2 separate regions of the Homo sapiens genome follow, and region 1 is linked to region 2. Evidence: chromatin contacts called from ENCODE Hi-C or POLR2A ChIA-PET data. All regions are on one chromosome and are shown on one strand. The core of a region is the stretch at or near the end of the contact, and the rest is flanking DNA. Distances in the headings are between cores, read along the strand shown.

Region 1 (4,244 bases), core at 1,720-4,219, 100 kb before region 2:
AATGAGGTCACATGTCCCAGGCTGTATGCCACTGGAGCTTCCATAGTGGCATACTCTGCCCCCGTCCAATTTTAATACTGCTGACAGAGGCTGGCAATGATCAGAAAAAGAACCAGGCCTTGTTTGATAGGTCTAAGGAGCTACTAGCCCAGTTTAAAAGCCACCCAACACCTACTGAACAGCTAAGAACATAGGCAGCCAAGAAATGACCCGGATACTGAGGCCCCAGGTTGGATTTAAAGTGCTCCAGGTCACTGCTGTAGAAATTATGGTGCTCCCAGTCTCCATCCTTCCTCCACTGAAGGAGGTTGGACTGATGTTGACCCAAATTTGAGATTCAGATCTTGGAGCACCATTATGTCCTGAGAAAAGAGTATAGCTTTGGAGTGCAAAAGCTCTGGGTTCAAATTTTAGCTCTGGGACCCCAGGCAAGTTACTTGGCATCTAGATCTTGGAGTTATAAATTTGTAAAATGAGAATAATGTCATGCACAGAGGATTATTGTGGAGATTTTACTAATTGTGTAAAGCACCTGGCAGAGAGAAAAGACTTGATACACGCTGGTCTCCCTCTGCTTCTCCAGCACACACCCTAATCACTGTTCCTAAATTAGCCTGGCAGAGGAGGGTCTGGTCTTGGTGAAGCCCAGTCTCAACCAACGAGGTGGCTCTGCTGCAGAGGCACACCTGATGGCAAGCTATGGGAGTACTTATAGCATAAAAACTTATTTGACATGGATCAGATCTTTACCAGATTTGTATTTAATAGGTTAGAATTACAGTCTGAGAGAGGAGAAATGAGAGGAAGAATGGAAAAGCTAATAAATGGTTATAAATTAGAACCTCTGAGAGAACTTAAAGAAATTGTCTTTTACTTGGAGAAAAGAAGATTGAAAGCAATTTAACAACTCTTCAAGACAATGCATGAAGGATAATCAGCAGGATAATGGCCCTAATCCCTAAGGCCAGAAAAAGAGGAACGAGTTGAATTTGCATTAGAGAGGGAGGGAGATAGATTAAATTTAAGGCGAAATTTCTCTAGAAGAATATTATTAAACAGTGGGATAGGTGACCGCAGAAGCCTATGGAATTTTCTTTCATGGAACTCCATAAAAACAGAGAGCCCCTGTTTGGTTTGTGAGAGGTACTGACCCTGTTCCAGAAATCTGAGGTAGAGGGGCAGGAGGGAAAGGGGATGGAGAATATCGCAGAGATAGTTCTTGAGCCCTGGAAAATACAAGTTAAAGCACTTGGAAGGCTTTCAGGGAAAAGAAGCAACATTCATCTTTGACTAGGAAACAGAATCTGAATGCTAATGCAAGAGAGAACATGCGGGGTGGGGAGAAGGTGCGGGCAAAGGGGAGGAAAGGAGGCGATCCATTTTGTTTCCACATTGCAGGCACCACTCCACTCCTAGTGGAGCAATCCTAAATTTCTTTCTGTGGGCCTCAGTTTCCTTTTCTGTAATATCAAGCGCTTAGATTAAGCACTCTCTTGAGTCTCATCCAATCCTGAATTTGTGTTTATAAAACCGATCCAGAGAGTGTGAGTAAATCTGTGAACAGCTACTTCAGCCCCGAACCCAGTGGTGTTGAGTGGACTGGTCCTGCACAGAGGGACAATGCACCTGCATGGGCAAAAACTGGGGCTGGGCCAGAGTCATGGGCTTCAATCCCTGCTTTTCAGCCACTAGCAAGTTGTTCATCTTCTCTGAACTTCAATATCTTCATTCGTAAAATGTGGACAGTAATAGCTCCTTTGGCCGTTTCGAGTTTAAATTAGATAATGCAAGTAGAAGACATAGTACAATAATATCTAATAACTACCATGTTCAGGAATATAAGTACCAATAAAATGGTACCTATTGTATTAATAGCATTTGAGTGAGAATTTTTAAGTCTTTTTATTTCTCATCTTTTCATTTCTACCTTTATTGGATTTGTAGAATCTATTACAGTCAAATCATATAGTTTGGTGTTGTGGTGGTGATGTTTTTTGTTTGCTTTTTAACACACTTGCCTTTACTTGTTTTGGCAGAAGGGATCCTAATTCATTCAGCTTTCTCGAATGTCATATAAAAACACATAACACATGTTCACGTTCCTAGTTGTTTCTACATATTCTCTGCTCTTTTAGATGTGTAATATAGAACCAAGTAATTATTTAGCAGTTCCGGTGGCTTTGCATCATTTTGGCATTCATACCAAGCCCCCGTTACTGAGATCTTTGCTGCCCCTCTTTAACATGGTCAGTCGGGGTTCCTCGGTATTCTGTTGACGTCACCATTTTAGCTACCCTTCTCTGCATATTGACCTATCCCTTTGCAACTTCATATTGTCACTTTCAACAGTGTTTCCAACTTAAAACCCCCTATTTGACTCTTCAAAAGGCTAGACTCCCCATCCCCAGTTTGACACCGACAGGCAGGCTGTGGGATGTGCACCAGGTTGATACAGAACCCAGCTCCACCAAGCTGAAAGGGCGCGTCGCCCGGGCCAGGGTGGGGCACCAGGTTATGAGTGGCCTCCTGCCTTTTGGGTTTGCTTCCCCGCAGGGGACACCGTAGGCGGCTGTGCGGTCCGGCCACTGCCCCCCGCCCCTCGCGTCCGGCCGCGCCGTGGGTTGCGGTCTCCGTGGGGGTGGCAGCTCCTGTCCGGGAGGTTTGCGCCTGGCGGGGCACCCCAGAGCCGCGAAGAGCCGGTAGGCGAGGCCAGGGCGGGGTGGGGCGCGTCCAGGCGGGGAGGGCAAACTCGGGCAGCGCAGGGGGCGCAGAGGGCAGCGGGCGGGCGGACGCGCGGCGGAGGCGCGAGCGGGACGAGGGCTGGCTAGTGCCGGGGCCGCCCGCCCGAGGGGGAGGAGGCTGTGCTGCCCTTGCTGCAGGTTCGCTGTCGAGCGCACAGGAGGCAGGGACATGGGTAGGGTGCGGTCTGCGCGGGGCCCGAGCCCGGATCTCTTCCATTTCCCCTCTCACTCGGCCCCGGGCTGCGCCGCAGACGGCAGCAGCTCCCGCTCCGCCCGAGCCGCCTGACCGCCGGGCCGGGGTGCTAACCGCGGGGCCCTGCAGCCCGCCGGCCCGGCCAGCCCAGCCCAGCCCGGCGGCCCGCAGCCCCGCCGCCCGCCGCCCCCCGCCGCCGCCGCGTTGCCAAAACAAACGGGCCGGCCTATTTATTGGCGGCCGGCGAGCCCGGCAGCTCAGAGTCGAGGCGCCGAGGGGGACAGCGCGCCGCCACCAGCTCGGGCCCTGGGCCCCCGCCCCGCACTTGAGTCCCGCCGGCCCTGGCCGCACCACGCCGCCCATGGCGCCCCCGCCTGGAGCCCCCCGGAGCCACCCGGACGCCTGAGCCCCCGCAGCGCTCCCGTCGACGCGCCTGCCCATCAGCCCACCAGGAGACCTCGCCCGCCGCTCCCCCGGGCTCCCCGGCCATGTCTCCCGCCCGGCTCCGGCCCCGACTGCACTTCTGCCTGGTCCTGTTGCTGCTGCTGGTGGTGCCGGCGGCATGGGGCTGCGGGCCGGGTCGGGTGGTGGGCAGCCGCCGGCGACCGCCACGCAAACTCGTGCCGCTCGCCTACAAGCAGTTCAGCCCCAATGTGCCCGAGAAGACCCTGGGCGCCAGCGGACGCTATGAAGGCAAGATCGCTCGCAGCTCCGAGCGCTTCAAGGAGCTCACCCCCAATTACAATCCAGACATCATCTTCAAGGACGAGGAGAACACAGGCGCCGACCGCCTCATGACCCAGGTGAGCGCGATCCGCCCTACCAGCGCGCCGCCACCGAAGCACGGCCACCTGCCCGGCCCTACCCACCCCCTGGCACATTTTCTCGACTGGCTGGCACGCTCCCTGGCACCTGCCCCTCTCGCCAAGCCCCGCTGCCTCCTGCCCAAGATGGGCTGGCCAGGGGTCCAGGCAGGAGTGTCGGCATCCCCAAGCCCGGAGGAGACTGCTAGAAGAGCTCCCCGCTGCCAAGCCCCACAGCCCAGCAGGTTGGCGGCGGCTCCTCTGCCCCAAAGTACTGGCAGCTCAGCCAGACGCTGCACCCGGAGGTACCTCTACCCGGCTGCCTCCTGCGCCTCCAGGACCCACGCAGTCCCTCCCGGCCTAACCTTCTGCACAGCTGTGCCCCTTTCATTTTGAAACTTTTCGGCACCCCTGAGGCAAAGAATCTCTGGGTGCGTAGGGTCACCACGGCCTTTCCTCCCTGTGCGCTCTTGGTTCTACGGGCTGCCCCTTCCAGGAGCAGCGTCC
Region 2 (4,408 bases), core at 1,575-4,074:
AGAAAGGGCACAACTCCGCTGTCCCCATGATTCGGTCTCTAAGTGGCCCGGGCATTAATGAGGAGCTAGGTCAGACAAGATGGAGGCGGAAGTGGGGGGATGGATTCAGCTTTATCACCAGGCCTCACCCTCAGCTGCCTCGCTTTACTCTTTACTCTCTGTAAAATGGAAGCCGATGGCGGGGGTGGGGATGGGGAGGAGGAGAAGTTCTCAGGTACTTGATCTCCCCTACTAGAGCCCCATCTCTTGCCTTTCTGCTCTGTCTGTGACAGTTCCATTACCACTCCCACTCCCTCCCTCCCGGGGCCCAAAGAAAGACCGGCGCAAAACCATCTGCAGGCGCTTCCAGCGCTTTATAGTTCTTTCCGGGACAGACGGACAGACAGACAGTGCGGCCCGCTCTGTCGGCCCGCATCATTGGCACCTTGGACACGGCCCCAGGCCCAACTCAGTCCCTGGTACCCTACCGGGAGGATTCCGGTCCCGCCCCAGCTCAGCACCTCGGACAGTTCCCGGCCCAGCCTACCCCCCTCCCCCCTCCCTCCGCAAACAACCAAATAAATTAAAAGGGGCAGTGGGGAGGAGCAACAAAAAAGCTAAGGATAAGGAAGCGGGATGTCCCTCCTCCAAGGTAAGAAGTTTTCTTTTCCTCCCACCTGTCCACTGAGGCGCCGCGGCCGGGGTGGTCTCCCAGGTTGATTTTGCCTCCAAACCTCAGCCTCCTGAAAGAAGCCGGCAGCCCCTTCCCCCACACCCCCCAGCTCCCAGCATGCAACACGTTGGAAAAGGTGGGGAGAGGCGGTGGGGGTGGGGCGAGGGACCATCCTGGTGGCTGTCTGGATACCTGGGACTGCAGTTTCTCCTGGCACCTCAGTCGATCCAAATTAAAAACTAATATTCCCTTTGATCAGGGGAGAGGGGTGTGGTGACTCAGTCAGGAATAAAAAAATGCAAGCTGACACAAGTGGAGGAAGAAGGCAGACAGGAGGGAAGATGGTGACACATGACAGGAGCAACAAGAAGGGCAGATGGGGACACAGGTGCAGGAGGAGAAACAGGGGTCTACGGGGTACAGTCAGGCAAGGGGTAAGATGGAGATGCAGACACACAAACCCAAGGAACGGAAAATGGAAAGGCAGGGAGAGGGAGGAAGAAAGAGAGGAACAGGAGAGAGAGGGAGAGAGAGAGAGAGGAATGCAGACAGGAGGAAAAATGAAGACACAAAAAGGAGGCAAGGAAATGGATAAAACCGAGGGGGAATGGGCTGAAGGGAAGGGGGAGACCCCGGCAGAAATGGAGAAATGGGGGCGCAGACAGACGGGAAGAGTGAGGTTGGAGTGCCTTTCCCGCGCTCATCTTCCGTCCCCACTCCACGCCCAGCAAATCCAAACACCGCGGCCTCTGGTGTCCCGGTCTCCACTTTCCCCTGAGGGGCATGGGCGTCTCCTCCTCCGCCCAGCCGGGGCGCTGAGCGGCGGTAACAGCGGCGGTGGCTTTGTGGTCCCGGGGGGTCCGAGTGTGTGTCAGGGGCTGGGGCGGGGGATGGGCGCGGCCCCTGGGTATCCCTAGCGGTCCAGGTTCATAGTCCAGTGCTTGGTTCCGGCCGCGCAGCTGTCCCTGGCGGCCGAGGAGGCGGCGGGCGCGCCCCCGCTCGGTGGGCCCCCGCCGCTGGCGGCGGCCTCGCCCTCGTTCTTGAGGTCTTGAAAGACCTGCGTGAAGAAGTGGGGGTCGGCGTTGAGCCGCAGCATCTGCGGGCTGAGCCGCTGGATGAGGCGCAGGCAGCGCTGCCAGAAGCGCTCCTTGTCGGGCTCCACGAGGAAGGGCTTGAGTGGGTAGGAGATCTCGTTGCCCATGTAGGAGTAGGCGAGGTAGAGGCAGGTGAGGAAGGCGGCCTGCAGCTCGGCGGCCGACGCCAGCTCGTCCCCACGCAGCGACTCGCGGCACAGCAGGTACACGAACACCAGGTTTGCAGGCGTAATGAAGGCCTGGTCTTGCCAGCCCTGCAGCAGCAGCGAGCGGTCCACACCGCGGAACCAGCCCACCAGCTCGCCCGGGCTCAGCTCCTTGAGGCGATAGCAGCGTCGGCACACGAAGTCGCCCAGACAGCGCAGCAGCTCGCCGGTGGACGCCTGCACGATGACCCGCCGCGGCGAGCCGCCAGGCACCGGCGGCGCCACCTGCGGGGCTGGGGGAGGCGGCGGCGGAGGCTTTCCCCCGCCCGAGCCCGGCGGCTGAGCGGCCGCGCTGCCCCCCGACGGTGGCTCGCAGGTGGCGGCAGCCGCGGGCACGGTGGGCACTGGCACCGCCAGGGGCTTGGCGGTGCCGCCGCCGTCGGGGGGATCCCGGCCCTTGCGGAGAAGGTTCTCGCGGTTGCGTTGCTGGACCAGGGGGTCGGGGCCCGTGGATGCCGGCTTGGGTGTCACCTTCTTGCTGCCTTTCTTCTTCTTGGCGGACGCGGCCACCAGGCGCTTCCAGGTGAGCGCCGAGATGAGCACGGACGGCCGCTTGAGTCGGCTCTCGCCTTTGCCGCCCTTGCCCACTGGCGGCGCCCCGTAGCCCCCCAGCGCCTCGTCCCCCGCGGGCGGCGCCTTCTTCTTCTCCTCGGGCAGCCCGCCGGGCCTCCGGCCCTTGGCCGAGGAGGCAGGCGAAAGAGACAGCACTGTGCCCATCCTGCAGAGCGGGGCCGGCGCCCAGGCCCCAGCGGGAGCCGCGGGCGGCGCCGCTGCTACTGCAGCCCCGGGGGACCCGGCGGTGGGGGGCCTAGCCCCGGCCCGGGCGCGCGGACTGGCGGGGGAAGGTGGCTGCTAGGCGGCTCCGCTGCTCTAATCCTGAGCTGCGCCAGCTGCAGCGTCAGCCCCACCCCTTGGGCCCCTTTTTTCGTCGCGCCGTGCCCCGCCTCACGCGGCCAATCCGCTCCCGAGTTGCACTCCTGATGGGCAGCTCCAATGACCAATAGACTCTCGCACTTCAATTTCAAGTCCCGCCCCAATCCCCACCCTCCGCCCTGAGTCTTTTCCCTTCCCCCGAGCGGAGGAAGGGGAAGGCGGTGGTCGTCGTTCGAGTGGCCTCCTCAGGGTCAGAGTTGAGAAGGGGTGGTGGCTGCTCCTGCCTCCTCCGGATCCTAGGGCCTGGACCAGCTTGTTCTGATGCACTGGGTCGCGGTAGCAGATAAACCATGGGAACAGCTCTCCTTCCCTCTGCCTTTGAATTTGTGTGGGGGGCCAGTGTGAGCAGTGAGTGCCCTCACCGGATGCCCAGGTCCCAGATGGGTCGCGTTGCACTGGCTCCTCCAATGTGACTGTCAGGTCTGTTTCCTCTTCGCGACCCCACCTCGCCCCCCACCCCCCAGGTCGCTAGGGGGGCTGCAGCAGGCACATTTCTGCCCTGCCTGTTTGGGAGTCCTGGCAGAGCCTTCTTGCAGGTCACAACCCGCCTTCTTGGGGGTTCCAGCTTGAGGGGGAGAGGGGGAGCAGCAAGGTCTCAAATATGCCCCTGAGGCTTCTGCTTGCCGTCCTGATTCTCTGCAACTGAGCCTGTGGGGCAGACCCTTGGCTCTGGTCCCTGGGCAGCTCCTCTCGGTTGGTTGTCCCCACTAACACACACAGATCTCATACTTGGGTGGATGATGGATAAGGTTGGTCCCTGGGGAAACGCTAGAAATTGGATCACTTGGTCTACCCAGTCTTGGATAGTGAACGGAGCCTCCTGTGTGGACGGAAGCCCAAGAGGGTTGGACCAACCTCCAGCCCAGCCCTGGGTCCAGGTTGAGGTGGGTTTCATCATTAAATGCTTCCTGCAGGTAAGGTTCCAGCTGTCCCCACTCCCAGGAGCAAGCTGTTAGGCTGGGTCCTGTCCACTTCTCTCTGGGTCTGTCTGTTACCTCCTGAGTACCCATCAGCCCTTTGCCCTGGATTTTGGACTCCCCAGGCCTTACCTGCAGGTCTTGAGCACAGCTAGTTCTGGACCTATTCTATCTGCCTTGTTAGATCATGTCCACCCTTCTTGGAGCCTGCTCTCTGTGGCTCCCCCAGCACAAGAGCCTTCAGGCTTCTTAAGTAAGTGGACCTTGTAGGTGCATATGGGTTCCATGTGGAGCCAAACCCCTGCCTATGTATTTCAGTAAATTCTAAGGATTGCCCTTGGAGTCACCTCCATGCTCCTCACAGACCGCAAACATAGCTCCAAGGATCCACTGCTGTCAGGGTTGGTTTGTGCATATATGTGTGTGTGTGTGTCACTGCAGATAGGCTGTTCTAGAATCCACTTGGGCTGCAGTTCCAGCTACCAGAGGTACAGAATTTCCCAGCCATTCCACAGCCCCTGGTCACTCACACCCTCCTGGAGGCCTGTGGTCTGCCTGTCTCCATTCCCCTCCTCTTTACCACTGTGCACATGCAGCCTTGTACCT

Evidence for each region. A loop is a pair of places that touch in the nucleus more often than their neighbours do. ChIA-PET counts read pairs that join two places held with the same protein, here RNA polymerase II (POLR2A). Pooled maps may share reads with other maps.
Region 1: a loop to region 2 is called in a pooled map, with 4 times the contacts of the local background. The contact joins the promoter of IHH here to the promoter of CDK5R2 in region 2. A Hi-C loop is called at or near these places in 1 of 168 maps with a recorded cell type or tissue (endothelial cell of hepatic sinusoid) and 7 of 50 pooled maps. POLR2A ChIA-PET finds 5 or more read pairs at or near these places in 5 of 52 experiments (A673, HEK293, activated CD4-positive, alpha-beta T cell and 2 more).

The regions. Positions count from the first base shown.
Region 1 is chr2:219,059,646-219,063,889 of GRCh38, reverse strand. It overlaps IHH (Indian hedgehog signaling molecule), which reads left to right and starts at 2,969. Exons shown (of 3, transcript NM_002181.4): 1 at 2,969-3,737. The coding sequence starts at 3,423. LOC124906120 (a long non-coding RNA gene) reads right to left here and starts at 2,197. Exons shown (of 3, transcript XR_007088092.1): 1 at 1-2,197.
Region 2 is chr2:218,958,082-218,962,489 of GRCh38, reverse strand. It overlaps CDK5R2 (cyclin dependent kinase 5 regulatory subunit 2), which reads right to left and starts at 2,824. Exons shown (of 1, transcript NM_003936.5): 1 at 335-2,824. The coding sequence starts at 2,669. The coding sequence ends at 1,566. RefSeq lists a silencer at 2,572-2,841.